Linked DNA regions of Homo sapiens: region 1 is linked to region 2. Evidence: chromatin loops called from intact Hi-C (ENCODE). Cell type or tissue: HepG2. All regions are shown on one strand. Each heading gives the region's core, and the rest is flanking DNA. Links, peaks and the distances in the headings are about the cores only. Region 1 overlaps WWOX (WW domain containing oxidoreductase). Region 2 overlaps WWOX (WW domain containing oxidoreductase).

What was found. Hi-C counts contacts between places; a loop is a spot of excess contacts. Peaks named below come from ENCODE experiments on the same cell type or tissue, not always from the same donor. Only the 100,000 strongest peaks of a DNase experiment are listed, where the experiment ranks them.
Region 1: it touches region 2 in a loop (6-fold over the local background); 5 of 110 quality-filtered maps call a loop at or near these places.

Annotation. Positions count from the first base shown.
Region 1 is chr16:78,750,795-78,759,981 of GRCh38, forward strand. The region is part of intron 8 of WWOX (WW domain containing oxidoreductase); the gene reads left to right. Among named protein-coding and RNA genes, the nearest start is that of WWOX-AS2, 260 kb to the left of the region's middle. In HepG2, for the core only: no CTCF peak of the experiment used is centred there; a DNase peak (open chromatin) is centred at 5,607; H3K4me3 peaks cover 495 bases.
Region 2 is chr16:78,700,757-78,709,943 of GRCh38, forward strand. The region is part of intron 8 of WWOX (WW domain containing oxidoreductase); the gene reads left to right. Among named protein-coding and RNA genes, the nearest start is that of WWOX-AS2, 210 kb to the left of the region's middle. In HepG2, for the core only: a CTCF peak has its summit at 5,115 (motif pointing right); a DNase peak (open chromatin) is centred at 5,175.

The DNA.
Region 1 (9,187 bases), core at 755-8,754, 50 kb after region 2:
GTATCCACGTTGCTGCAAAGAACATGATTTTCTTCTTTTTTATGGCTGTGTAGTATTTCGTGGTGTATACGTACCACATTTTCTTTAACTAATCCACCATTGATGGGCACTTAGGATGATTCCATGTCTTTGCTGTTGTGGGTAGTGCTGCCAAGAACGTGAGTGCAGGTGTCTTTTTAGTAGAGTGATTTATTTTCCTTTGAATGTATACCCACTAATAAGATTGCTAGGTCAAATGGTAATTCTATTTTTAGACCTTTGAGAAATCTCCAATTTATTTTTCATAGGGACAAGGTTGCAGAGAAAAGAGAAGAGTGCTGTTTCAAACAGTTGAAACCATTCCTACTTCCAAAAAGAATTTGACTCAAAAGGGAATAGTACACTACATATAAAAGACAGATGTATTTAATTTGTGTTTCGAACTACATATCAGAAATTAGTTAGAAGAAGATATGAGATAAATATACCTGGAAACTTTATGAATTATTTCTGACATCTAGCATTAAATTTAGCTGGGTTTCCTGGGAGTCAAAAGCAAAGAGTTTTCAACCAAAAAAAAGAAACAGAGGTGTATAGTAACACACCTCTGTCCTGCAACATAACTGTAAGAATTTATCAGATTATATATATATATATTTATCAGATTATATATATATTTATCAGATTTTATATATATATATATATATATATATATGCATATGTTTGTATATAAATATACATGTAAAGACCCAAAACTCATATAAAAAGACAAGGTGATACAGCATTTTAAAACAGTTTACTAAAAATAACAAAACATTCTTCCATCAGTCATGCATGCCTTATATTTATGTAGATACAAAAATAGAGTTTGATATTAAACAATACTCCAAGAAAGCCATTTCTGCAGAGTTAAAAAATACGTAGGTTCAGTTCCTTACCAACACGTAGACATGTTGTGATGAAAGAAGGAAAGGAAGGAAGGAAGGAGGAAGGGAAGAAGGAGGGAGGGAGGGAAAGAGAGAGAGAGAAAAGGAAGAGAAAGGATTTTCTAGAAAAAGAAAGGAAGGAGGGAGGGAAGGTAAGAAAGAAATTAATTCCCATTTTAGAGTAAGACTGGAGGCAGAGTGGTCACCCAGATGAAAATGAATAACCCAACTGTGTCTTTCTTCTGGTGCCTCCACGTGGAAGTGGGCTGCCACAATACTTCTAAAGAGAATTGGCATTTTTCTTTAAATAAGGAGGAGGATGAGGAGAGAGACGACACAAAATTCACTCACAGAAGTGAACATAAATTCTAACATTGGTAAAACTTTGTCTTTGTTTTAAATAATCAGTCAGTTGTCTCAATCCATAAAAGAGTATCTCTTGTACAATGTCTGCTTTTGAGTGATTCACTTCGATGCGTACTGAAAATATACCTTTAAGTAGTTGAGTGACTTGAAATATTGGTAAATGTTCTTTAATATTTTGTCTGTCAGTGTTAGAGACTATCAGGTTAAAACAAAGATATTCTTTCTTTCCTTTTTGTTTTTGACGGAGTCTCACACTCTGTTGCCCAGGCTAGAGTACAGTGATGCGATCTCAGCTTACTGCAACCTCTGCCTCCTGGGTTCAAGCGATTCTTCTGCCTCAGCCTTCTGAGTAGCTGGGATTACAGGCACACACCACCACACCTGGCTAATTTTTGTATTTTTAGTAGACACGGGATTTCGCCCTGTTGGCCAGGCTAGTTTCTAACTCCTGACCTCAGGCTTCCCAAAGTGCTGAGATTACAGGTGTGAGCCACCATGCCTGGCCAAGAATATTCTTTCTAATATGATTTAGCTAACAGGTTCAGCAGATTTTTAAACTCACTTTCAAATCATGATAAAATTCTTTAAGATAAACATTTGTCTTCTGTTTTCCCCTGAGAGTGGTTTAGCATTTATGGAGCCCTGCTTTGTGCTAATGAGTTTATATGCCCTGTCTTCTTTAATCTTCACCACAACTTTATGTAATAAGTAGTCTCCAATAAATTTAATCACATAATTACTTAAATGGCCTGGCGAGCCGCCTTACCTAGCTGGCCAGGAATTCCAGGAGTCAGGCTTCCTGATCTAAATCTGTCCTGGTCCCATCTTGGCTGGGTGCCACCAGCAGCAACGGCACACTCCAGCTTAAATATCAGTGGGGATAATTCTAGGCCGTTTGTCTGCCTGGTTCTTCCAGGATAGAGGCAGTGATTTCAGTAATCTCTTAGGGCTGGGCACGGTAGCTCACGCCTATAATCCCAGCACTTTGGGAGGCCGAGGCGGGTGGATCACCTGAGGTCAGGAGATGGAGACCATCCTGGCTAACATGGTGAAACCCCGTCTCTACTAATAATACAAAAACAAAATTAGCCGGGCGTGGGGGCAGGCGCCTGTAATCCCAGCTACTCTGGAGGCTGAGACAGGATAATGGTGTGAATCCGGGAGGCGGAGCTTGCAGTGAGCCGAGATTACACCACTACCCTCCAGCCTGGGCGACAGACTCCAGCCTGAGCGACAGAGTGAGACTCCGTCTCAAAAAAAAAGAAAAAAGAAAGAAAGAACCTCTTAGGCAACTCTCATTTCATTATCCAGGTACAAAGACAATGAGTAAGAAGAGTATTGGGGTTGGGAGGACCAGTCACCCCTGTGTCTTAAGATACTTCTCAGTTTTCTTTGTTGCAGCAAATATTACTGCAGAGTTTTAGTGCATTATAGCCTTCTTAAATAAAACTTGCCCAGGTGCAGTGGCTCATGCCTGTAATCCCATCACATTGGGAGGCCAAGGCAGGTAGTTTGCTTGAGCCCAGGAGTTTGCGACCAGCCTGGCTAACATCATGAAATCCCATCTCTACAAAACATAAACAGAAATTAGCTGGGCATTGTGGTATGTACCTGTAGTCCCAGGTACTCAGGAGGCTGAGGTGGGAGGATTGCTTGAGCCTGGGAAGTCAAGGCTGTAGTGAGCAAAGATCACACCACTGCAGTCAAGCCTGGGTGACAGGGCAAGACCCTATATCAAAAAAAAAAAAAAAAAAAAAAAAATATATATATATATATATATATATATATATGTATATGTATATGTATATATAAATTTAAGGAAGCATAGAATTGAAGAGGCTATTCCAAGGTCACATGACTTTTAAGTGGCAGAAACAGGGGAATTCTGTCTAACACAATCCAATTTATCCATCTCAAGAAAAGAGATATGCCAAAGAGAATGATTATTAAATTATCATTAATGTGAACTCTTGTAATTACTCTCATAATTTTCTTTAGGCTTATCCCATTGGGCATTGCTAAGTATTATTAGATTGTGATTATAAATGGATTCCGCCAGGCATTTCTCTTTTGCTCTGTGGCAGCTCTTTCTCTAGAGAACTTGGTCCCTGGGGATGCCATCTTCTCTGTCTTCACTCGGTGAGGATGGACTTTAGGATGCCTCACTTCTCTTCCTGAGATTCTTGCTTCCTTCTTCCTTAAGGGCCACTGATGAGCAATCAGTGAGTTTCAGGAAGAAGGCATTCAGGCTGATTTCAGACAGCCTAAGGTCAGTGTGCAAGTTAGTATGTACCTGTGTCTTATTATTGAACTGGTGAATGAATGAATGACTAGGTCATTATGAATTTGTAGATCAGGGTTTTGAAGAGTTTGGCACCGGATTTGAAAGCCAATGTTCTCTTAGTACCTACCGCTTTCTTTTCCTCACCTTCCTGGATTTCCTGCTCTTAAGGTTTTTTGTTTTTGTTTTTCTCTCCAAATAAATGGTATTTATTAAATAAAAATTCATTTTCTCATTTATCAACCAGTTGCAGTCTTTGGATGTTTTAATTATATAAAAAAAGCATGGAAACTGGGCATTTTAATTAGCAAGTACAGCCTTGACACAAATAAAGGCATGGCTTTGGTTATGCAGTGCATTTATTTGGTTTTCTTGAAATAAGAAAAAAAGATTTCTTCTCCATCACCAGAGTTGCTGAGTTTGACAGTGTGAATGAGATGACCTCTAAGGCCTCTACTTATAGATCTGCACGGTTGGGCCTGGGAGCTGTACTACCTCAGCTGGTGGGTGATAACTTACTCACAGTCTGTGCTGTGTCCTGCACTGTCCATTATCTGCAGGGGTGGTACTGCTGTCCCCAGGGAAGAGAATGCTGTCCACAAAGAGCCAGCCATTTATACTATTAAAAGAATACACAGGAGTTGAACAATGAGAACACGTGGACAACGGGAGGGGGGAACATCACACACCGGGGCCTGTCTGGGGGTAGGGGGAAAGGGGAGGGAGAGCATTAGGACACATATCTAATGCATGCGGGGCTTAAAACCTAGATGACGGGTTGATAGGTGCAGCAAACCACCATGGCACATGTACACCTATGTAACAAGGCTGCATGTTCTGCACATGTATCCCAGAACTTAAAGTGAAAGGAAAAAAAAAAGTTTCATCAAAAAAAAAAAAAGAAAAAGAAAACACCGGAAAAAAGAGACTCTCTTCCTTGAAGGATTTAATTCCAGGAATTGGAGAATGTCTTGTACATTTCGAGAAGGCAATATAGAAAATGCAGTGGGTAGCCCAGGACTCCTGGTCCAGGTAAAGCAGGCCTTGTTGCTATTCCCCTGGACCATGATATTACATGTTGGGATGATGGGGTCTTGTGATACTGATTAATTTAAGGCTGCATGATGATGAGGGAGGAACAAAGATGTTCTTGAGTCAGTACCTGCCAGAGTGGCTGTATCCTGGTGTTGTAATATCAAATAATTCTACATTATTTAGTAAATAGCCCTGCCCGAAGCCTCTCAGTGCCACACACCCACTGGGATTCCTGTGTGATTTGTCACCTGGAGGAACATCACCTGCCTTGGTTGGGGAGAGGAAGCCTCAGGACCCTGCACCAGGGCCATGTGACAAATACCCATTTTGATAGTTCAGTACCCGCTATTAAATATGCCGAATATTATTCCTGAAAAGGGGCATGGGGATAATTACAAAAACATACCTGGTTCCACTCTCACTTTCGCCATTTAATAGCTTTGGGTCTACAAGTAACCACCCCAGATTTTTCTCCTCCTCTATGCACCAGTCATATCAAGAATTACTGTAACTTCATAGGATTTTTGTCAGGACGCTATGATGAGAAGAACATATGCCAAGGAGACAGTTTTCTGGCAAATCAGAGGCCTGTAAGAAATGATGGCTTTTTGCTTGTATGACCAAGTCTCTTGGAGACAAGGCCTCATGTATGAACTCTGAGGCATGAGAAGGCTCAGAATTCACCCCATCTTCAGTCTTTTATTTGAAAAAGGGAAGAATGATGGAAAGGGGAGGAGAGAGTATATAAAACACGAACGGGGATCCTAGAGACTTGAATTTCTAGTATGTACTGCCTCTGGCTAATAGGGATCTTTGACACATACGCTTTTTCTCCCTTTCCAGCTGGCCCTGTTGCTTAAAGTGGCAGAAGTAGATGTCATGTTGGCAGACAGTTTTGTTCACTGTCAAAACTGGGTTTATCTAATGTGTATTTGAAACAAACAAAAAAAAATCAATAAAATGAGCAGCTTTGGGAGCCAGGGTGAAGGCGGTTGAGATAGGACAGAACTCCAGAGGACTCTTAAACATTATTCAGGAAGCTCTGAAGCTCCCTCAGTCTGGGATTCCAGAAAAAGATTGATTAGGCAATAGTTTACCTTAGACCATGAGGAGATGGACTTTAGCCAGAACACACTGAAAAACACGAGAAAAGTTGGAAGAAGGAATTATTTTTAGTGTTCTGAGAATGCTTTATTGATATTCCTATGAGAGTTTCATTGGTTACTGACGCTGTGTACTGATTGGGTAAATTCTAGCATTTTTACACTCCTTTGTTTCACCCTGTTTGTTCATTCATTCTTCCGTTAAACTACCATTAAGCAACTACCATATCTAATTTTAAGGTGGTGGACAAAGAATCAAACCTAAGTTGGGGAATGTGGCCTCTGGTGATTCTCAGTTCTTGGTAGCCATGTCTCAGCATAGTCTTCTCGGACACCTAATACTACTGACCTGTATAATCGATAGGGTATTGCAGACATCAGAGCATGTGACTTACGAGGCTAGACCATAAAAATATTGAGGCTTCTGCCTTACTGATGTGGATCATTCACTCTAGGAAAAGCCAGCTGCCATGTTGGGAGGATACTCAAGCATACCCGTGTAGAAGAACTGAGCCTCCTGCCAACAGCCATGTGAGTGAACCACGTTCGAAGTTGATTCTGCAGCCCTAGTTAAGCCTTGAGGTGATTGCAGCCTTTGCTGCAATCTTGACTGGAACTTTATTTGAGCCCCTATCTAGAACCACCGAGCTAAGCTGCTCACAAGTTTCTGCACCACAGAAATTCTTGTGCGAGATAATAAAAGTTAATTATTGTTTCAGCCCACTTAGTTTTGGGATAATTTGTTATACAACAGTGGATAACTGCCCATTCAAAGAGTCTAAACCATTAACTGTTCAGCATTAGGTAAGAAAACCAGTTAATTGTTACTTTCTTACCACCTACCCCAGCACCCCAGCACCCCAGCACCCCAGCATGACCACCATTTAGAGGGAGCTGCGCTTTTGCAAAGGTACATAGGACACTGTCTGTTGCTTCTGTACCTCTTGCCTCATCAGTTAGTGGTGTGATGTGTTTGCCTGACAAATACCATCTAGGACCCTGGCTGCATGAGCTTGTTGAGACAGCTAAATTTTACAGGTAGTTGGGGTTTCACCATTTAACCCAGTTAACTCTTCTATAAGTGCCGTATTAAAGCAGGTGGTGTATTTTGAAAGACGTATGTAAAAACATTTGTATTTATTTATATGAATGAATACATTTTATTTATTTATATAAATACATTATATTTATTCACATAAACACATTTTATTTATATAAATAAATCCATTTTTATTTATTTATATAAGTAAATAAATTTTCCTATAAATAATCTTTCTGATTGACAGATAGCGACCTTCCTGCTATGTCCTTACATGACAGAGGAAGAGATCATCTTTCTTCAGCCTCTTCTGACAAGTCCACCAGTCTCATTCATGAGGGTTCCACTCTCATGACTGAAGTACCTCCTAAAGGCTCCCCCTCCTAATAATATCACCTTGGAGATTAGGGTTTCCAAATATGAGTTTGGGGGGACACATTGATTCCACAACACTGACCTTCTATCAGATCAGCCAGGATGCTCTTTTTCAAACTTCTGTCAATCTTTCCCCACCTTCACAATGTGCCCCTATTATTATTAATATTTAAAATATTGAAGATCTAATTAATGTTGAAATTTTTCTTTAAATCAATTCATAGATTCATTAACTTTGTTTTAAAAGGAAATGTTCTATTTCCATCGTAAAGGGAAGATCAATATGATTTGCCACATATAGATGAAGATAAACCTATATACAAAGAAAATAGAACTATAGTAATTCCATGTAGCTATTATTACCAGAGAATACTCTAAGCCCAATGCTTGTGTTCTCTTTGGGCAAATGGAAGATGAGCCACTTGTAGAGAGGTATTAAAAACCAAAGCAAGATCTTTTGCAAGTAGATTAATTGGGCAAGACAAAGGGAATAATAACTATGTCACCAAAATTATTTAATGCAGGGTCCAGGAGCCACCTTAATCATCCATAAATTGGTTAGGCATGTTTATTACCACAGATTGGAAGCAGGCTTCCCCCAAGTGTGTTTCCCTTTGTAATGCCAGTGTCGTAACGCCACTATCTATACTTTTCAACACAATTCCAAGTGCTACCTCTGCATGGCAGAAACTATCAACCGTGGATGGTTTCTTTTTAGCTTGTCCTTCCCGTTCTACAGCATGGAGGTTAAGAGCTCTGGCTTTGGTTCCAATCGTGTCCCCTTTCCTCCCTGTGTGTTATTGATTGACCTCTCTGAGCCCATTGATAAATGGAGTTAAAAATTTATACTCACTGGGGTGGTGAGAAGGTTAAGGGCAATGATGTATACAAGACATTAGCATTTGCTATAAGGAGGATGTATCTCAGTTGCCATATTTGTATCACTAACCATTTGAAGATTTTGTGTTCAAGATTTGGAAGAGAATCTTCTTCCCAAGCCAGCATTTTATATTTTGCATTAAAAAAAACCACAAAAGACAAAAAAAAAAAAAACAAAAAACCTTCACAGACAAAACCCAGGGCATATTTTAGGTGTGTTTAATTCGAAGCTCCTGATGTCTAGCAGGAACCTGGAACTTCCCTTTCTATTTTTGTGGGTCAATATATTCCCACTTTTGATTTAAGGTAGTACAAGTTGTATATGGGTGCCAGTTAGGGATTCCTGGCTGATCTGTGCAATTTTTTCAGTGAAGTTATATGTGGTGCTTAGTGGTGACTATGGGAAGATTACACGGAGAAGTGTTAGAACAGGGTAATCAACTGGGAACCCATTTCAGGTGAATGCCAAGATGTTTTGAAGGTGGGCATGGCAGGGAAATAACAGGATGCCATGCTTGGTGAGAAATGAATTCGTAAGTGTGCACTGTCTGCCATAAAGAGCCAGGCAAGGCACAGAAAATATTCTTCTGTTTCTTTTTCTATTCTACCCTCTCTCTGCTTTTTCTTCTCTCACTGCTGCTGAAGCAGTGAGAGCCTGTTGAGTTAAAATAAGCCAGTGAGGATTTTGGTGGTGTTTGCCCTTGAAGCCTCTTGACATACAGTGTCATCAAGGAGCAGTGGGTGAGCCTGCCCATATCTCGGGCACAAACCTAGGTACTCATTGAATCCTTTAAACTAACCCTCTAAAGAATTCTCAATCTGTGGATGAGAAATGGCAACACAGGGATGTTAAACTGCATGCCTACAATCATCCATTTGGAAGAAGCAGGGCTGGAATTTGAACATGAGACTGTATGCTCCCTGTTGTAGTTTCCTATGGCTGCTGTAAAAAGTTAGCACAAATGCAGAGGCTTAAGACAGCACAAATGTCTTATCTTACAGTTCTGAAGGTTTCGCTCCAGAGTGAGTTTTATGGAGTGAAAATCAAAATGTTGGCAGGCCTTAGGGGAGAGTCCATTCCTTTCATCTTCCAGTCTCTAGAGGCTGCTGGCATTTTTCAGCTCACGGCCACAGCACTCTAATCTCTGCTTTCACTATCCCTTCTTTTTTCTGTGACTCTGACCTTCTTGCTTCCCTCTTACAA
Region 2 (9,187 bases), core at 480-8,479:
ACAGCCATCGCTAGCATGGTGCTTGGCACTGAGCGGGTGCTTAGTGAATATTTATTGAATGATTTCCAACTAATGGAAGAAAGCTGAATAGCACAACACCCAGAGGATTGAGGTTTATTGAAAACCAACCCAAAGGGCTATGGTGAAAATCATCTCAAAAGGCAGAGGGCAAGAAATTGATATTTATTGAGGGCTCTCAGTGGGTGTTGTAGGGGGAAGGAAGTACAATGTCCTGGAGCTAGGCTGCCTAGGTTTGAATCCAGGGTCTGCCAGATGTAGATGTGTGATCTTGGGCACGTTTTTCAACCTCTCTGTGCTTAATCTTCTCCTCTTTAAAGGTGGGCTAGTGATAGTTACCTCACAAGGTAGCTGTGAGAATGAAATAATGATACATAAAGCACTTATAACAGGACCTGGCATGCAGTGAGTATCAGTGGGTATTTGCTGTGGTTATTTAGTTATCTACTTTACATGTACATGTAAAGAACTAGGGATATCTGTATTAAGACAGGGTCTTGTTATGTTTCCTGGGCTGATCTCAAACTCCTAAGCTTAAGTGATCCTCTTGCCTTGGCCTCCCATAGTGCTGGCGTTTCAGGCTTGAGTCACTGTTCCTGGCCTACTTACCTTCTTTTTGATCTTCTGAAGTCACCCCCTCCATCTGACAGGAGGTTGAAGGTCCGATGGCCACATAGGTGGCAGTGCTGGAATTTGAACCCAGGCCTTCCTCCCTTACCTCTCTCTACCTCTATCTCTTCTATCTACCTGTCTCTACTCCCTCTCCCTACTTTTCTCTTTTTCCCAGCCTCCCCCCGATATACTCAACATATATCTCCCTCTCCCTCCACCCACCTGCCTCCCCCACACTCCTTCTTTCCCTCTCCTCTGCAGGGAGAGCTTGGAAACCAAGAGTCTATGAGCTCGAAGGGAGCATGCAAAGGTGCCAGGCAGGCCCTCAAAGCTGGGAAGCTGCAGTAGGGGTTCTTTGGGACCCAGTTAAGCAGTGGGCCCTTGCTCTGAGATGCAGTCTGCTGAGCTGCCATCTGGGGACACATCTTGAGTTTCTCTCCATGATGGCGCAGCTCTCAGCGTAAAGCAGTCTATGGAGTGAGAAGGGAAAAGGCCCCAGTAATAAAAGGCAAAGGAAGCCTGGTGAAGTGACTCATACCTGTAATCCCAGAACACTGGGAGGCCGAGATGGGAGGATCATTTGAGCCCAGGAGTTGGAGACTAGCCTGGGCTACATAAAATTATATATATATATATATATATATATATATATATATATAAAATAATGCAGAAGTTTTATATATATATAAAGTTTTATATTTATATCTATAAAGTTATATATATATATATATATATATTTATTTATTTTCAAGACATGGTGGCATGCAACTGCAGTGTCAGCTACTCCGGAGGCCGAGGCAGGAGAGTCACTTAAGACTGGGAGCTCGAGGCGGCAGTGAGCAGTGATGACTCCACTATACTCCAGCCTGGGTGACAGAGTGAGACTTTGTCTCAAAAATAAAATATAAAATAAAATAAAAAGGAAGAAATAGCCAGTAGTGCTTTCTTGTAGACAGAGAAGCTGGTGAAATGATGTAACCAGGCTGGGCATGGTAGCTCACGCCTGTAATTCCCAGTACTTTGTGAGGCTGAGGTGGGCAGATCCCATGAGGTCAGGAGTTTGAGACCAGCCTGGCCAACATGATAAAACCCCATCTCTACTAAAAATACAAAAATTAGCCAGGCACAGTGGCTCATGTCTGTAATCCCAAATGCTTGCTCGGGAGGCTGAGGCAGGAGAATCACTTGAATCTGGGAGGTGGAGGTTGTAGTGAGCTGAGATTGCACCACTGTACTTCAGCCTGGGCAACAGAGCAAGACTCTGTCTCAAAAAAAAGAACAAAAAAAAAAAAAGAAATGATGTAACTGGTAGGGAGAAAGCCAAAGGTTAGAAAGAGAACATGAATTGAGAATGGAAAGATCGCAGAGGAAGCAGATTTGTCTGCACACCTCTTGCATGTGTATTTGGAGAAGCTCTGTGTGCTGCGGGTCGAGGGAAACACATAACTGGAACAACTGTCCTTTTCCACCATTGTTAAATCCTGCTTTGCTCACTGCAGGAGAGGGGGATTATATAGGAGCTTCTGGAAACAGATGCCTTGGGAGCTCTCCTCCTTTTCCAGAACTCCCACACTTGCTCTTGTAGATCATCATAGGATAACTCTCCGCTCCCTTTCCTAAGAAAATTGATCTAAAAAGTAATTATGGAATCTTGCAGTGCTTGTTGGGATCAGAGAAGGCTCCTCCGATGATGGGATGTTAGGTAGAGGGCTGCAGGGACCTTGCTTTTAGTCAGGAGGCAAATCAAGAGCCAAGAGAGGGAGGGGTGGTCGTGAGTTTTTATGATGTTCCTTCTCTTCTCCGCTCCTTCCTGACAAGAGTCTGTCTCTTTTCTCTGTGTGTCATAACTACCCACATTCACCCCGGCAGCCCATCTACCTTGTTTCTCTCATAAGTCAGCTTCTCTCCCATCTTTCCTGTGAAAATTTCTAACAAAATGGGAGTTAAGGCCGGGCATGGTGGCTCCTACTTGTCATTCCAGCATTTTGGGAGGCTGAGGTGGGAGGATTGCATGAGCTCAGGAGTTCAAGACCAGTGTGGGTAACATAGAGACTCTGTCTCTACACATTTTTTTTTTTAATTAGCTGGGGATGGTGGCTTGCACCTGTAGCTCCAGCTACTCAGAGGGAGGCTGAAGCAGGAGGATCCCTTGAGTCCAGGAGTTTGAGGCTGTAGTGAGCCCTGGTCTCACCACTACACTTCATCCTGGGCAACAGAGTGAGATGCTGTTTTGTTTTTGTTTTTTTTTGTTTGTTTGTTTGGTTTTTTTTGGAAAAAGAAAGAATCACCATAAAAAAGATGGGTAACTCGGAAATTTCAAATGCTTGAATTTCTTGGGTTGGGAAGAATATCCCAAAATGTGTTTCCAACTACCTCACTGATTTTGACTTCACAGGGAGAATATTTTGATTTTTATGCTCTGAGTTGCTGGTACTGCTGTGGGCACAGAACTGGGTATGACAGAACATTTTTCTGAACTATGACTCTGATCTTCTCAATCTCTCAGTGGGAAAGAGTTTTGGAACTTATTATTTTTAAAAACTTGGTAAAAGATTTATACCATAATATTTATCATTTTAACCATTTCTCAGTGCACAATTCAGTGGCATAAAAGGGCATTCCTGTTGTGCAACCATCACCCCTATCCATCTCCAAGTGAACTTGATTCTTAAATCTCCCAGCCATCTGTTTCAATTCACTAGATGTTGTTCCACCCAGCACGTCATGGTGGAAAGGGGCAGGCTGTGATTTTTTTTTTTTTTAACCTCCAGCAGCTGTGTTCCCTGTGGCAACTATGTAACCTCTCTGAGCCTCAACATCTGTCTATAAAATGGAAACAGTGCAACCTACCTTAGCATTTGATGATCTCAACTTGGATCCCATAGCGGGTATCTCCAAAATTTCCTCATCTTGACTACGTTCTGGTGAAACTTAAGATGTCAGCACATGACCTACCTCCCTTCCCTTCTCATTCATCTGCATTTTCACAATGCTTGGTTTTATCTTTTATACATATAATGCACAATACATGTAGTGCCAACAAGAATTATAGTTTCTGTAAGTAGTGTATGATTGCCCACGGATCTTCAGTAACTCATTAGGCACTGACGGGCTGACATGAGCAACAACGAGACTTAGTATCTGTTGCAGCTCTCCATACAGTTTACGAAACTCTAATCCATAAAAGCCGTTTGAAATTTCCATTAGGAGATTTGCACAAGTGGTTAAAATTAGTCATGCATTCTTGGTCTAAACTGCAGGAAGGGTATCTTTACTGTGAAAATGATTATGACATGTTAAAACTGTGTAATAGTAAGCAGACAGTTTTCCGAGCTGCTGGGTGAATTCTGGAAATGCTCTATTATTTTCTCCCTGTTGACTCCTTTCTTTCAGGCAAGACAGCCAGCATGTTGACTTGGAAAACAACTGAGGCTGAGCAGTTTCAGAGCATTGACATTACGTGGCTTCTTTTGTGGGCCACCCCAACTCTTTTATTTTTTTTAATTGCTGCTTCTTCCTCTAAAATACAACTTGTTTTTTTTTTTTTTAAAGAGGAGGAAGCCTTAAAAACCAGCGACAGTCTTGGTTTTCTTAACCTGTCCGCCATTTAACATTTCTAGAAGTGCAACATTGCTTCTAAGGTAAGGGCAAGGACCATGACTTTTGCATGCTGAAAATGAGCTGCCTGGTTTATTGAGTTAGTTATTCCTTTTTAGTGCCGCAGTGTTTTCAGTGTTAGAGAAAAGGCTGTGATTTTCTTTGATATTAAAAAGCCAACCACTTATATTTTCCAAAGCCATTTGCATTCAGTCTGACGGCCGCTAAAAATGTATGTGGATTTTTCATCTGAGAGGTTTTCTCTATGCATATTGTTTACATTTATCAAATGTTGTCCTGCCCAGTACTTTATATTCATTGTTGCTTCCGGACCTAGCTGACAACATGGTCTATATGAAAAACAACACAAAACAACACATAAGAGAGTCAAAGGGACTTCTTTGGGGAGAATATAAAAACAAGCCAAGGCGAAAGTGGCTGTAAAAATGCGTTGTGTTCCCAAGTGGAGGCTCCTTCTTTGTTCTGTCATCAGTTTGTCAGTTGTCAATCAAACCTCCCTTCGCCTCACACGTTTGCTAATGTAAGAAGTGCTGGCTCTGCTCTTAGCCTGCAGTGGTGCAGCTTAAAAATTCTGGGAGGGTTTCATGCAGTAAATACTTAAAGTAACAGAAAAGGACTGGGGAAAAGCTGATGTTGTAGCTGTATGATCACCCATGTAAAACTGTTTATTTAGTTATTTATTTATTTATTTGCTTTTTTACTTCCTTTTCTATGCCTTTGGTGACTTTGTGTAATGCTGTATGTACCATCAGAGCACATACTGCTTTTGTGCACACATACATTGAAAACAAAATGAAAAAACAAGAATAAAACAAAAACCCTATTCCTATTCCTACAATTCTGGTACTTTGCCACAAGGTGGTGGTAGTGTATCTTGAGTAAGGAATATGACCTGCTAGATATAAGCATCTGTTTATTTACACACTAAGGAATGTTTGAGTGTGGAACGTGGTTTAGATGCTGTGCGTACAGCAGTGACTCAGATAGGTGTGTATTCTCAAGAAGCTTTCATTCTAATGACACATACTTTGTCTCCAGTCAGAGTTATGGCAGGTTTTTTTTTTTTTTTTTTTTTGACTAAATTCACCCATATTTGATGGCAAGTGTGATCACAGCATGTTTATAAAAATCATTCTTAATTAAGGCATTTCCATCTTATCAAGCCCCCTATTTAATAAGGATATCAAAAAAGAAAACAGTTTTCGTGCATATGTGTAGCTTTTTAGATTCACTTTTTCCTTATTTGACCCATATAAACTTTGTCTGTCTGTGTCTGTCAGTCTCACACACATCCTTCAACACATCTCTTATTTCTTTCCAGAGCCAGGCTAAAGCACCCTTGCCATCTTCTCTCTCTGCTGTTAAATTAGATGCCTTCTCCAGGAATCTCTCTGGGGGCATCCTGAGCCTTCCCGATTCCATTTCAGATTTCTTTCTGTAATCAAGAGCTCCATCTCTGTTGCTTTCCTGGGGCTCTTCCTCTCCTCTTTTTGAAGCTTTTCATTTCCCTTTATATTCTTTCATTCGTCAACTACAAAGAAGCTGCAGGCAGGAACAAGAGAGCTCAGCACACTTGGTGCAGTCTCTCTGGCTTGGTAATTGGTCCCAAGAAAATAGTTTTTTTCCAATTATGGCAACATTGAAAACTTATCCAGGAGAGGAAAGGCTCTTTCAGCTGCTCTTTCTCGATCCTTGCAGTTTCCCTTTTGACCTGTGGGTACACATGGTACTGACGCAATTGGCACCTCAGATGGTTCTTCCTGACAGCTACCCTTGCAACTGACTCAGGATACAAACTACCTTTTTTTTTGGAGACAGATCTCACTTTATCACCCAGTCTGGAGTGTAATTGACGCAATCCTGGCTGGCTGCAGCCTTGACCTTCTGGGCCCAAGCAGTGTTCCCGCCTCGGCCTCCCAAAGTATTAGGATTACAGGCATCAGCCGTCATGCCTGGCACAAACTGCCTTTGGAAGTGAATCAGTCAGTTGCCTAGTAGGCCTAAGGAGACCATGATCCATGTAAACCATGGAATATTTTAAGCAGAAAAGAACGTATTCCCCTTCAAGGACAAAGTGCTGGAATAATTGACATCCAGGTTATCACAGAGCCTTCCTATAGTGTTGATTCTGATCACTCAAATAATCTTAGTGTTAAAGGGTTTATTTTTATTTTTCTACCTTCTTTTACCACCCCTTACTCCCATCAGAGCACCATCAGTCTTTTGGGAATAAAATAATTCCTCAGATATATTAAAAAGCTATAGAAGCAGAAGTTAACGTACATGCAAAAATCTCTACATTTCTCAACAATTGTGTAACCACTAAATATAGGGAAAGAAGTGTGCAAGGTATAAGACATTGGCCATGCGTCCTTGTCTGTGCCACCTCACCAGGAGCATTGCTCCTTTTTATGCACAAGCATCAGAGGTTCTGGACATCTTCTTGGGCTAGTTGGTATAGCTTCCTTCTCAGCTCATTCTGCAAGGTTTGCTTTGGAAAAGTCTGTGCATCTGAGCTCTCTCTTGCCATATCAGGAACCGAAGTCAGAAATAAAGGCTACAGATGCTCAAAATCTGCAGTATTCAATCTTTTTAAGGCCCAGCATGGTGTCTCATGCCTGTAATCCCAGGGCTTTGGGAGACTAAGGCGGGTGGATCACTTGAGGTCAGGCATTCAGGACTAGCCTGGCCAACATGGTGAAACCCCATCTCTACTAAAAATACAAAAATTAGCCTGGTGTGGTGGTGCACACCTGTAGTCCCAGCTAGTTGGGAGGCTGAGGCAGGAGAACTGCACTCTAGCCTGTGCTAGAGAGCGAGACTCTGTCTCAAAAATATAAATAAATAAATAAATAAATAAATAAATAAATAAATAAATAAATAAAGTATCTGTCCCCAAGTCACAATGCTATTCGGTTGGTGCAAAAGCAATCGTGGTTTTTGCCATTACTTTTAATGGAATAGTAAATAACACTTGATCTTTGGTCTTCTGACCTGAAATCCCATGGCTAGGATTGTCAGATAGAATACAGGACACCTGGCCTGTTACAGTGGCTCACACTTATAATCCCAGCACCTTGGGAGGCAGAGGCAGGAATATCACCTGAGCCCAGGAATTTGAGGCTGCAGTGAGCTATGACTGCACCATTGCATTCCAGCCAGAGTGGTAGAGCAAGACCCTGTGTCTTAAAACAACAAAAACAAAAACAGGACACCTGGTTAAATGTGAATTTCAGGTAAATAACATATTTTTTAAAAATGTATCCCATGCAGTATTTGGAGCATATACTCTAAAAATTTTCTTTGGGATATACTTCTAAGAAATGATTTGTTGTTTATGTGAAACTCAAATTTTACTCGGCATCCTGTGTTTTTATTTGCTAGACGTAGCACCTACCTGTGACATCTTTTTGTTTCTGCCCTGCTGTGTCACAGGGTCTTGGTATCTTTCCTCCTGTGATTCTGACACTACCTTGGGAAATGACTCTGTATCAAGCGTTTACCATCTGCTGAAAGCTTTGCATACTCTGTTGCTTATCATGACAACTGCCCTGAAAGTTGGGTGTACTTGTTACCCCTTTCCAGATTAAAAAACCTAGGGGTCAGAGAGGTTAAGTAACTTGCTCAAGACCTCACAGTGAACTGTGGTGGACCACTGGGATTAGAACCCAGTGAGTTCAGTGGCTTTGCCTCCAAGTGCGTTTATTATTGTCCGCACTCCAAAATGGCTTTAAAAAATTAAAAAGATACATGACGTTGAAATCAGTGACAGAGGCATAAGGCTCCTTGAGGGAAGAAACCAGGTGTTGGCCATAAAAAAATTATTTTTCACAGCGCCCAGCAAAGGGCTTGTATGCAAAGGACCCTCAGTATAAGCTGGTTGTTGACTGATGTGTTTCAAGAGTAAGTCAGAAAAATAAAAAGAAGGCAGGGAAAGAGTTCAAAACTCAGTGTCACTTGCACATCCATTTTGCCCTAGAAGTGTTTTAAATTTTATCAGGCTCATAAACTATGTTTCGAAACGTGAAAATAAATTGGCCCCCTGACCCCTTATGAAGTGACATCATTCATCTGAAAGGTTTATCGCCCTGCGTGTCATTTTGAAGTTCCCTACTCTCCTCCTCGTTCTCTAAATCCATGAAAAAATAGAAATGGGAGGAAGAACTGGAGAGAGGGGTTCTGTGTGTGTGGAATGTGGCTCTGGAAAGCCCCCAGCCCTCCTGTTAACACAATGCTTTTATCCCGTAATCTCTGCCTGCGGGAGACAAAATAACAGTTCATCTGGAAAACAAGATTAACTCATTTAACTTACGTAGTGATCACAGAGAGAAGCTTGTTGGAGTTGTCTGGCTGAAGGAAAGCCCGCGATTCTCGGCCATTCCGGTTCACAGGGCCTGGGTAGCGGGCCCAGCCTGTTGCAAGTAATCGGGCTCTGTCAGATCAGCCTTGGTGAGATTGGGATATTACCAGGGTATTCTGTTCATCTCTGACACAGGCCCTCTCAATCTGATAGACGGTGTGCCTCTTCTCTTCATTAGAACATCTTCCTGAACACTTGCCTGTCTGCACTGCCCTGCTAAGGGGTTTTCAGGTGAGCGTGCTGTGGGTACCTTCACATTTCAGGCCTTTTAACAGGGAATGAAAACCAACTGCCCTGTGATTCCAAGTCTGCTGATGCATGTGAAATTGGCTTTGTGTTGGGGCCTCTTCTTCCAAAGCAACAGTAAGCATTTTTTTTTTTTTTGTGATAATCTCTCTCTGTCACCCACGCTGGAGTGCAGTGGTGTGATCTCAGCTCACTGCAACCTCCGTCTTCTGGGTTCAAGTGATTCTCCTGCCTGAGCCTCCCGAGTAACTGGGATTACAGGCACCCGCCACCCGACGCCCAGCTAATTTTTGTATTTTTGGTAGAGATGGGGTTTCACCATGTTGCCCAGGA